3 separate regions of the Homo sapiens genome follow, and all the other regions are linked to region 1. The links are chromatin contacts, found by Hi-C or POLR2A ChIA-PET in ENCODE. All regions are on one chromosome and are shown on one strand. The core of a region is the stretch at or near the end of the contact, and the rest is flanking DNA. Distances in the headings are between cores, read along the strand shown. Region 1 overlaps LTBP1 (latent transforming growth factor beta binding protein 1). Region 2 overlaps LTBP1 (latent transforming growth factor beta binding protein 1). Region 3 overlaps LTBP1 (latent transforming growth factor beta binding protein 1).

The links. Hi-C counts contacts between places; a loop is a spot of excess contacts on that map. ChIA-PET counts read pairs that join two places held with the same protein, here RNA polymerase II (POLR2A). Pooled maps may share reads with other maps.
Region 2: a loop to region 1 is called in a pooled map, with 2.1 times the contacts of the local background. The contact joins two enhancer-like sites. A Hi-C loop is called at or near these places in 3 of 168 maps with a recorded cell type or tissue (Caco-2, K562 and endothelial cell of umbilical vein) and 1 of 50 pooled maps. POLR2A ChIA-PET finds 5 or more read pairs at or near these places in 2 of 52 experiments (BJ and activated T-cell).
Region 3: a loop to region 1 is called in a map of Right ventricle myocardium inferior, with 2.9 times the contacts of the local background. The contact joins two enhancer-like sites. A Hi-C loop is called at or near these places in 10 of 168 maps with a recorded cell type or tissue (IMR-90, K562, PC-3 and 5 more) and 4 of 50 pooled maps. POLR2A ChIA-PET finds 5 or more read pairs at or near these places in 7 of 52 experiments (BJ, OCI-LY7, PC-3 and 4 more).

The regions. Positions count from the first base shown.
Region 1 is chr2:32,976,171-32,978,692 of GRCh38, forward strand. All of the region lies in intron 2 of LTBP1 (latent transforming growth factor beta binding protein 1), which reads left to right. Among named protein-coding and RNA genes, the nearest start is that of LTBP1, 30 kb to the left of the region's middle. Within about 2 kb of position 1,266, at least 5 of the 41 ENCODE cell types and tissues checked have a DNase peak (open chromatin) inside an H3K27ac peak, as active enhancers do.
Region 2 is chr2:33,032,753-33,035,274 of GRCh38, forward strand. The region is part of intron 3 of LTBP1 (latent transforming growth factor beta binding protein 1); the gene reads left to right. Among named protein-coding and RNA genes, the nearest start is that of LTBP1, 87 kb to the left of the region's middle. Within about 2 kb of position 1,258, at least 5 of the 41 ENCODE cell types and tissues checked have a DNase peak (open chromatin) inside an H3K27ac peak, as active enhancers do.
Region 3 is chr2:33,012,714-33,015,235 of GRCh38, forward strand. The region is part of intron 2 of LTBP1 (latent transforming growth factor beta binding protein 1); the gene reads left to right. Among named protein-coding and RNA genes, the nearest start is that of LTBP1, 67 kb to the left of the region's middle. Within about 2 kb of position 1,263, at least 3 of the 41 ENCODE cell types and tissues checked have a DNase peak (open chromatin) inside an H3K27ac peak, as active enhancers do.

The DNA.
Region 1 (2,522 bases), core at 16-2,515:
CTAATTCTGTGGGGCTGGTATGGGGCCCCCAGCTTTGTTCCTTGACACCTTTGTGTTAGGAACCTGGTGTGCTGAAGGGGCCAAGGTGTTCCCGGTCCACTGACCTCAGTACTCTGATGGGGGGTGCCAGCCAACACCTTTCCTCAGGGCCGTGGCAGTGGGATCCATGCTGGCTTGTGTGTGCCAGAAGCTGCAGTGGCGCAGTGGGGTGCACATGTGTTGGTTGGGGTGGGGTGCCAGTAGGAGCCTTTGCATTAAGTTTTCATAGGCACTATATCCTGGCAAAATATTTTACCATTGTATTTTGGGCTGTGAGCCAGTAGGCACCATTTAAGAATGTTAGCCAGCAGATAGGCTCTTACCGTACTGCAAAGCTTTTTTGTTTTAGCACAGTGGGTAGGAGTGCTCTATGTTGGGGGTTAGAGAGATGACTCCCTTACCTAGTTTGTTCCGGTGCCTTGGAGGAGGCCCCTCCAATCACTGGCTCTGTGCTTGCATTTCTTTTGTTAGGAGTTCTGGTTCATGAGGATCCCTCAGGCAGGGGCCACGGTTGGCACATAGGCCATATCCTTGCTGTTTCCTGTGGAGGGAGGCACACTCCGGTCCTCCACCAGCCTGTGAACCCAGGCATCTTCTCTCACTGACCTGAAAGTGAGGGCTCCTCCCTGCTTGGGTACAGCAAACAAGCAAGCTCTCCTTGGCTAGGAGCCGTGAGGGTGAGTGAGGTCACCTAATGTTCTGTCTGGGTGCTTCCTGGGGGAATATGGGGTTGTGCCTGCCTGCAGAGTTCAGACAGAAGTGGGACCATTCTGCTGGAAGCTCTAGCATGCCTGGCCCCTCTGCCTACCAGTGGTGGAGGTGGGTGGAGATGCCTGCCCTGCTGTCCGGGTGTTATCCTGGGGCAAAAGGATATTGTGCCCCTTGGCAGAATTCAGATAGAAGAAGGACCAGTGGACTGGAAGCTCTAGCAGGCATGGCCTGCCTGGCTACCGGCTTTGGGGGTGGGTGGAGTGGCCTCCCCTGCTGTCCAGGTGTTTCCCAGGACAACAGGAGGTTAAGTCTGCCTGCTGAGTTCAGGCAGAAGCAGGACTGCTGGGTTGGAAGCTCTAGCAGGCGTGGCCCACCTGGCTATGAGCCGACTGGGAGAGTGGAGTCACCTTCCCTGCCGTCTGGGTGTTTCCCAGTACAGCAGGAGGCTGTGGCTGCTGGCTGACTTCAGGCAGAAACAGGACCACTGGGCGGGAAGTTGGCACTGAGCCTTGTCTATCAAGGGCGGGGTGAGGGCGGCTGGAGCAATCTTATTGCTTCCAGGCACCCTGACTGTGGCCTCTACTGGGGTTATGTCACTGGTGCCAGTTTTTTCTGGGGTCCAAGGCTTGTATAGGTGTCCTTGGACTTGAGAGTTGCCTCTGGAAAATCTCCAGGTGGCTCTCTGCTTCAGTTTAGAAGCATGGTTGGGTGTGCAGGGGCCTAGAAGGATTCTCCCATTCCCAGTCCTGCACAGGTCCTTGTGGAAAGTGTGAATCCCCTGAGGGGCTCTCACTCACCACTCCCTTGTTGGGGAGCTTCTCATGGGTCTGTGTTGACTCCAGATAGGCTCCTGCGCAGCTTCACTCCTCTTTGCTCTCTGTGTCCCCTTGCTGCCTTGATGGATCCCGGAGTAGTTTCATGGATGATCAGCTTGTAGGATCAGTGTTCAGTTTGTTTCCCTCTTCAGTTTCTTGCATCAATGTTTTGTAGTTTTCATTGTAGAGATCTTTCACTGCTTGGGTTAATTCCTAGGTATTTTATTTTATTTGTAGCTATTGTAATTGGGATTACTTTCTTGATTTCTTTTTCAAATTGTTCACTATTAGCATATAGAAATGTTACTGATTTCCATATGTTGATTTTTATATCCTGCAACTTTACTGAATTTGTTTTATTAGTTCTAATAGTTTTTTGGTGGAGTTTTTAGGTTTTTCCAAAAATAAGATCATATCATCTGCAAACAAGGATAATTTGACTTCTTCCTTTTCAATTCGGATGCCCTTTATTTCTTTCTCTTGTCTGATTGCTCTAGCTAGAACTCCCAGTACTATGTTAAATAACAGTATAAAAGTGGGCCTCCTTGTCTTGTTCCAGATCTTTTCCCCATTCATCATGATACTAGTGTGGGTCTATCATACAGACTTTTTGGCTTTTATTGTACTCAGGTATGTTTTTTTCTATACCCAGTTGTTTGAGTGCTTTTTTTCATGAAGGGATGTTGAATTTTATCAAATGTTTTTTCAGCACCAATTGAAATGATCACATGGTTTTTGTCCTTCATTCTGTTGATATGATGTATCACATTGATTTGCATATGTTGAACCATCCTTGCAACCCCGGGATAAGTCCCACTTGGTCATGATGAATGATCTTTTTAATGTTTTGTTGAATTTGGTTTGTTAGTATTTTGTCTAGGATTTTTGCATTAATGTTTATTAAGGATATTGGCCTGTAGTTTTTTTTTAATTTTTTTTTTTTTTTTGCATGTGTCT
Region 2 (2,522 bases), core at 8-2,507, 57 kb after region 1:
GCTATTAAGGTCTAAAGTTGCTAGGAAAGTTTTTGTGATTTGCTTTGTGAAGTAGTGTAGTAACATGCTGCTTGATAAAAATAATGGTAATTGCCTTTCACAGAATCAGAAATGCTTTTCATACCTAGTGAGGAAATGCTATACTTCTTTTAAAAAACTTACATATCCATATCAGCTTTATGTTCAGATTAATTTAGGATGTTCATAAAAAACAAGGATTTGATCAAGCTCAGCTTTATGTTCAAATAATTTAGGATGTTCATGAAAAACAAGGATTTGATCAAGCTCCATTAGGAAGTCTTTGACAAGAAACCAAAAGAAATGATTGGGACTTTCAATTTCACATGTATTTGTTGAATATTTACTGTGTGCCAGGCAGTGTGCTAGCAGCCAAACTAAATAGTCTTTAGTTTCAATGAATAATTGATAACTGGAATGTTTCTTCCATCATTTCTAGTGTAAGTGGTTTTTTTTTTCATTTTTAGTAGAGAGCTATATTTTCATAGGACAAAACATGTAATACTGTCCCCTCTGTTGATATTAAGTCAGATATTTTATCTGTTCAGTCAAAGCCCAGTTCTGGTGTTAATGGGCCTGGATTTAATTAATTAAAGGATTAACTTACTGTATCATTACCTGTGTGCACCAGGCACCCTTCTGAATTGCAGACAGCATGTAGGAAGATCTAACTAAACTTTAACCTTACAAGTACAAACCACTTCTAGGTGTTCTCAGGTGTGAACAATCAGATGCAAGCGGGAAAGAGATCAGAAACACTGACAATAATAATGCATGAAATAATAGCTCCTGTAGAGTTTTAGAAGAAAGGGTTGAGCTGACTATGGTGGGGGAAAAAAGGGACTTTTTTTTTTTTTTAATGTGTGTGATGTTCTACAGAAACAGCAATCTGAAAGCTAACTGGCTGCAGCTGGATGGACTTTCTTTTGTATGGAGACGCTGCCTCTAGTGTTTAGGAAAAAATGCACACTAGAAAATAGTGCAACATTATGGTGCCATCTGTCTTGAAAATGAATTATTTTTTATTGTCTGCTTTATAGTAGTTCCCAGACAAAACTTGAAAAAACTTCAACTAGCTTTGGTGCTATTTTGCGTATGGACAGTTTCAGCAGGCAGAAGCCTTTAAAGTTGTATTTCAAAGCGCCTCAGGAGTTATCGATGTGATGTGATGAGACTGTTTGCCATATAAGCCTCTCAAGAGGCCACAGCCCTAACCCCCTCCCCGGCTCCCTGGGGGACAGGAGAGCAGATGGAGTCGTGTTTGCATCATTCACCGTCCTAATTGGGTTTGTGACTGGCTGTTAGGGCATCTTTCTCTCAGATGGCATTTTCTTCTTTAATTCAAAGTTTCACTTTCTCCTTAGCAGCGTTCTGGATTGTTTTTGAGGGAATGATGGCATGGATACGCAAATCTACAGAGTTAGAAGAAAGAGACGAGACTTGAAGGATTGTTGTTCTAAAAAAAAAAAAAAGGCTAAAATGCATTTATTTCTCAGACTTCTTTAGAATAAGTGCAAATGAAAAAGAATACTGAAAACATTTTCAGAACCCATGAAAACACTTGTCGGTATTAATATAATTAAGGTATTTAAGTTTAAATGTTTAAAGCTGATCTTTGAGGTGTTTTAGCTGGGCTTCTACTTGAAATTTTGTAGTGTGAATGTATATCAACTATTTATAAACTAGCTGAAGGGAGTTAAGCTATTAATGTTTGGATTTTAAAATCTATAAGGATCAGAAAATGGGTTTTGTATTCCATATCATCTAGAATGATGACAGGCCTGGAAGCATAGGACAGAGCTGGCACATTTTCAAAGGAATTCTTCCCTGGTCTGGATACTATAATGAGCACAACTGCATTTTGGTGGATTTATTATATACAGTACACAACATATATAACCATTTGGAAGTTGGGTTTGCTTTCTGGTTAGAGGTGCACTGGTTATAGCTGATTATGTATAGGGTTTGAAATAGCATCTGGTTAAAAATTTGAGGGGCTGACATTTCCTCTCAGAGACTGGTGAAAATGAATAAATACGCAATATGGAAATATCCATGCCAATCAATTAGTAGAAGGGTTTAAATAAAAAAAAAAGGATGCAATTTGAACATTTACGATTATGCCAGTGGGCAGCAGGTGGCAAGCTTTGCTTTTCAATGTTCTTCAGTTTTATTTTTATACCGCAGAATGCCAAAATTTGAAGAGGGGGGTTTAACTCCACTGGAATATGTCATTTCTTGGCAGTGCAACCTCGAACCACCTTCTTTGCTCATTGTGCATAATTGCCTTTCTTTGGATGCCGTAGCCGACCCTTGGTTCCCCTTGTTGCCGATGGATAGGAATTAATTCATATGAGCAATGTTCTATTCTCTTGTGATTTTAGCAACACGTTGCTAATGGAGAAAATAAATTAGAAACAAATGAGTTTCTTAAAGCAGTCCTTGTATGATTTATAAGAGATTTTCTTGTGTAGTTTTACTTAGTTCTAAATGACACATAAATT
Region 3 (2,522 bases), core at 13-2,512, 37 kb after region 1:
ATTAAAACAAATTTAAAGATTATTTAGAAAGGTATTGTCTTCCTTTGAATGAACTCTAAAGATAACAGTTATAACAATATATGTGCATAATAGTTTACAGTCTGTAAAACCCAAGATTTTTCAAAATATGTACTCATCATACATATATACTAGCATGAATGCACAAAGTAAAATTATACTATTAGAGAAGGTGCTTAAGGAGTGAATGGCAGTGAATAATGAAATAACGTGTTTTAATTCACTTTATCAATGCTTTAAAAGCTGGTAGTATCACTTTATAGTTCTAATTTTGAATGGCTGTTAATACCATATTCTACTCAACCTTTATGGTTCTTTTAAATTTTTTCTTGGCACAAATAGCGCTGCTGTGGACACCTACATATATGTATGCCCAGTTATTTCCTTTTTTTGATTATTAGAATAAATTTCTAAAAATGAGGCTACTGAAATATTTGAAACATATTGTTAAACTGCTTTCTAAAAAGGCTTGTACCATATTCCTTACCTCCTTTGCAGCACTTAGTACTAATATTTATATTTTCTAAAAAATTAGCCGTGATGTATCTCCTTGTTTTAGTGTTCATCTCTTTTGATGACTTTGTTAATTTGGACATTACCCTATAAGTTTCTTTACTAATTTCATTTCCCTCTGTCTAAATTATCTATTTCTGTTCTTTTTTTCATTTTTTGATTTTGGTCTTCCTTTGTTAAAGGCAACTTTTATTAATTTTTTTTATATAATAGCATTTTCAGAAAAATTTTTTTTCTGGGTTATTTTTTTCCCTTTTGCTATTTTAATTAATGTTAAATGCTTATATACACTAAACTGTAGATAGATATTTTAACTTTTTCTTTTTTTTCATTGAATGCCTGTGATTAAAAAAAGTTATACATGGCAGTGATAAGATCAGAAACAATCCAGGAAAACTGCTGGTTGTTTTGTATTACAGGACTTGTGATTTAATTACGTTATATTCTGTGAGTGCTTTTACAACTATTGACGGTATTGGGAAGAGTGTGTTTGGGCCCAGCTGACCACCTATTTTAAATTACATCACATGGTTAACAACCACTCCTGCTGAGCTTAGGTTTAGAAAACTTCAAGCTTCCAGAACACAGCTCTTGGGGAGCTGGGAATTCTGGGGCTGTGTACTTGACATAAAGGCATTAAACTCCTGAATGAAACATGAGATTCTGTACCCAGCCTTTGTGACTTGTAGTCCCTTTAATTTTTGCTATGCTCAACTATCTGGTTGGTGAAGTTGTTACTCGTAAGATTAGAAAGGCAAATAGGGTAGGAAAATAGGGTGGAAAGAATGCTTGTGTGACTTGACGATCTGACTCAGAGGGAAGAGAGAGAACAATGAAAGCAAACACCCATCCCTCACAGGTTTCAAATAGATTTTCATAAGGATGAAAGACCTGTAAAGATTTATTAAATATATTGGTGATTGATGGGCATGGTCCACGTATTTAGAAAATTTCATTATGTGGAATTCTTCATTATTCCAGGAGACTGGATAGAAAAGGCATTGGGATGTTATGCTAATTTTTTTTTCTCTTTAGGGATTTTGGAGGAGGCTAACCCAGAGACATTTACAACGAAACAACAGCATTTATTTGGATTTGGTACAAGGAGCAAGCAGACAGAGTAGACTAAAATGTGTGACCTCATGCTATATTTCTTGTGATCTGATATCACTTAGTGTTATTGAATGACTTCAAAGGGCAGCTGGGAATTACTGTGAAGACACACACAGCAAAGCAATTTCTCACCTGCTGTCTCTGATCACAGAAGACACAGTTAGACTCACATTTCTCCCCAGGACACATGCGGTAGACATGCTGCAACTTGTTTGGAGAGAAAGGCAAGGGGCAGAGAGTCACACTGTTTGCACTGTGTGGACTGAGACAAGTTTTAAATATAACTAAGGGTTACTTTTTTAGAATTAAAAACAGTAGAAGCTGAGCTTCAGGGCATGGGTTACTTCCTAAAAATACAATCACTGAACTTTTAAAGAACTCTAGGATCAGCTTGTCAAACTGGAGTAGATACGAATGTGAAAGACATCTGAGACTCTTTAGTACTTGGCGCACAGATTGAGAATTAACTCAATTTTGACTGTTTCAAATGATGAAAGTATTTTCAGAAGACCAACCTGGTAGCCAGGATGGTGTAGGGTTTTGTTGCTTAACCTGCTCACCTAGATCTTGATGTCAGTGGGCTTTCTGCAAGCCCACTATCTGAGTTTATCGCTGTCTTGGTGGCAGTTTTGGCCACTTTTTTTTTTTTTTAAGAGATGGGGTCTTGCTATGTTGCACAGGCTGGACTCAATCTCCTAAGTGCCTACAATAACCTCCTAAATGTTATGCCCCTTGTGATGTTCTCTTCTCTTTGACCTTGACCAGTTTGCTTCACTGTCGCTACTCTTCAGAGTTCCTCTACAACACATTGGATCTGGTTTCTGAACCTGTTTCTATCTGTAACTATAACATAAGGTTAAATGTCACTGCAGACTTTG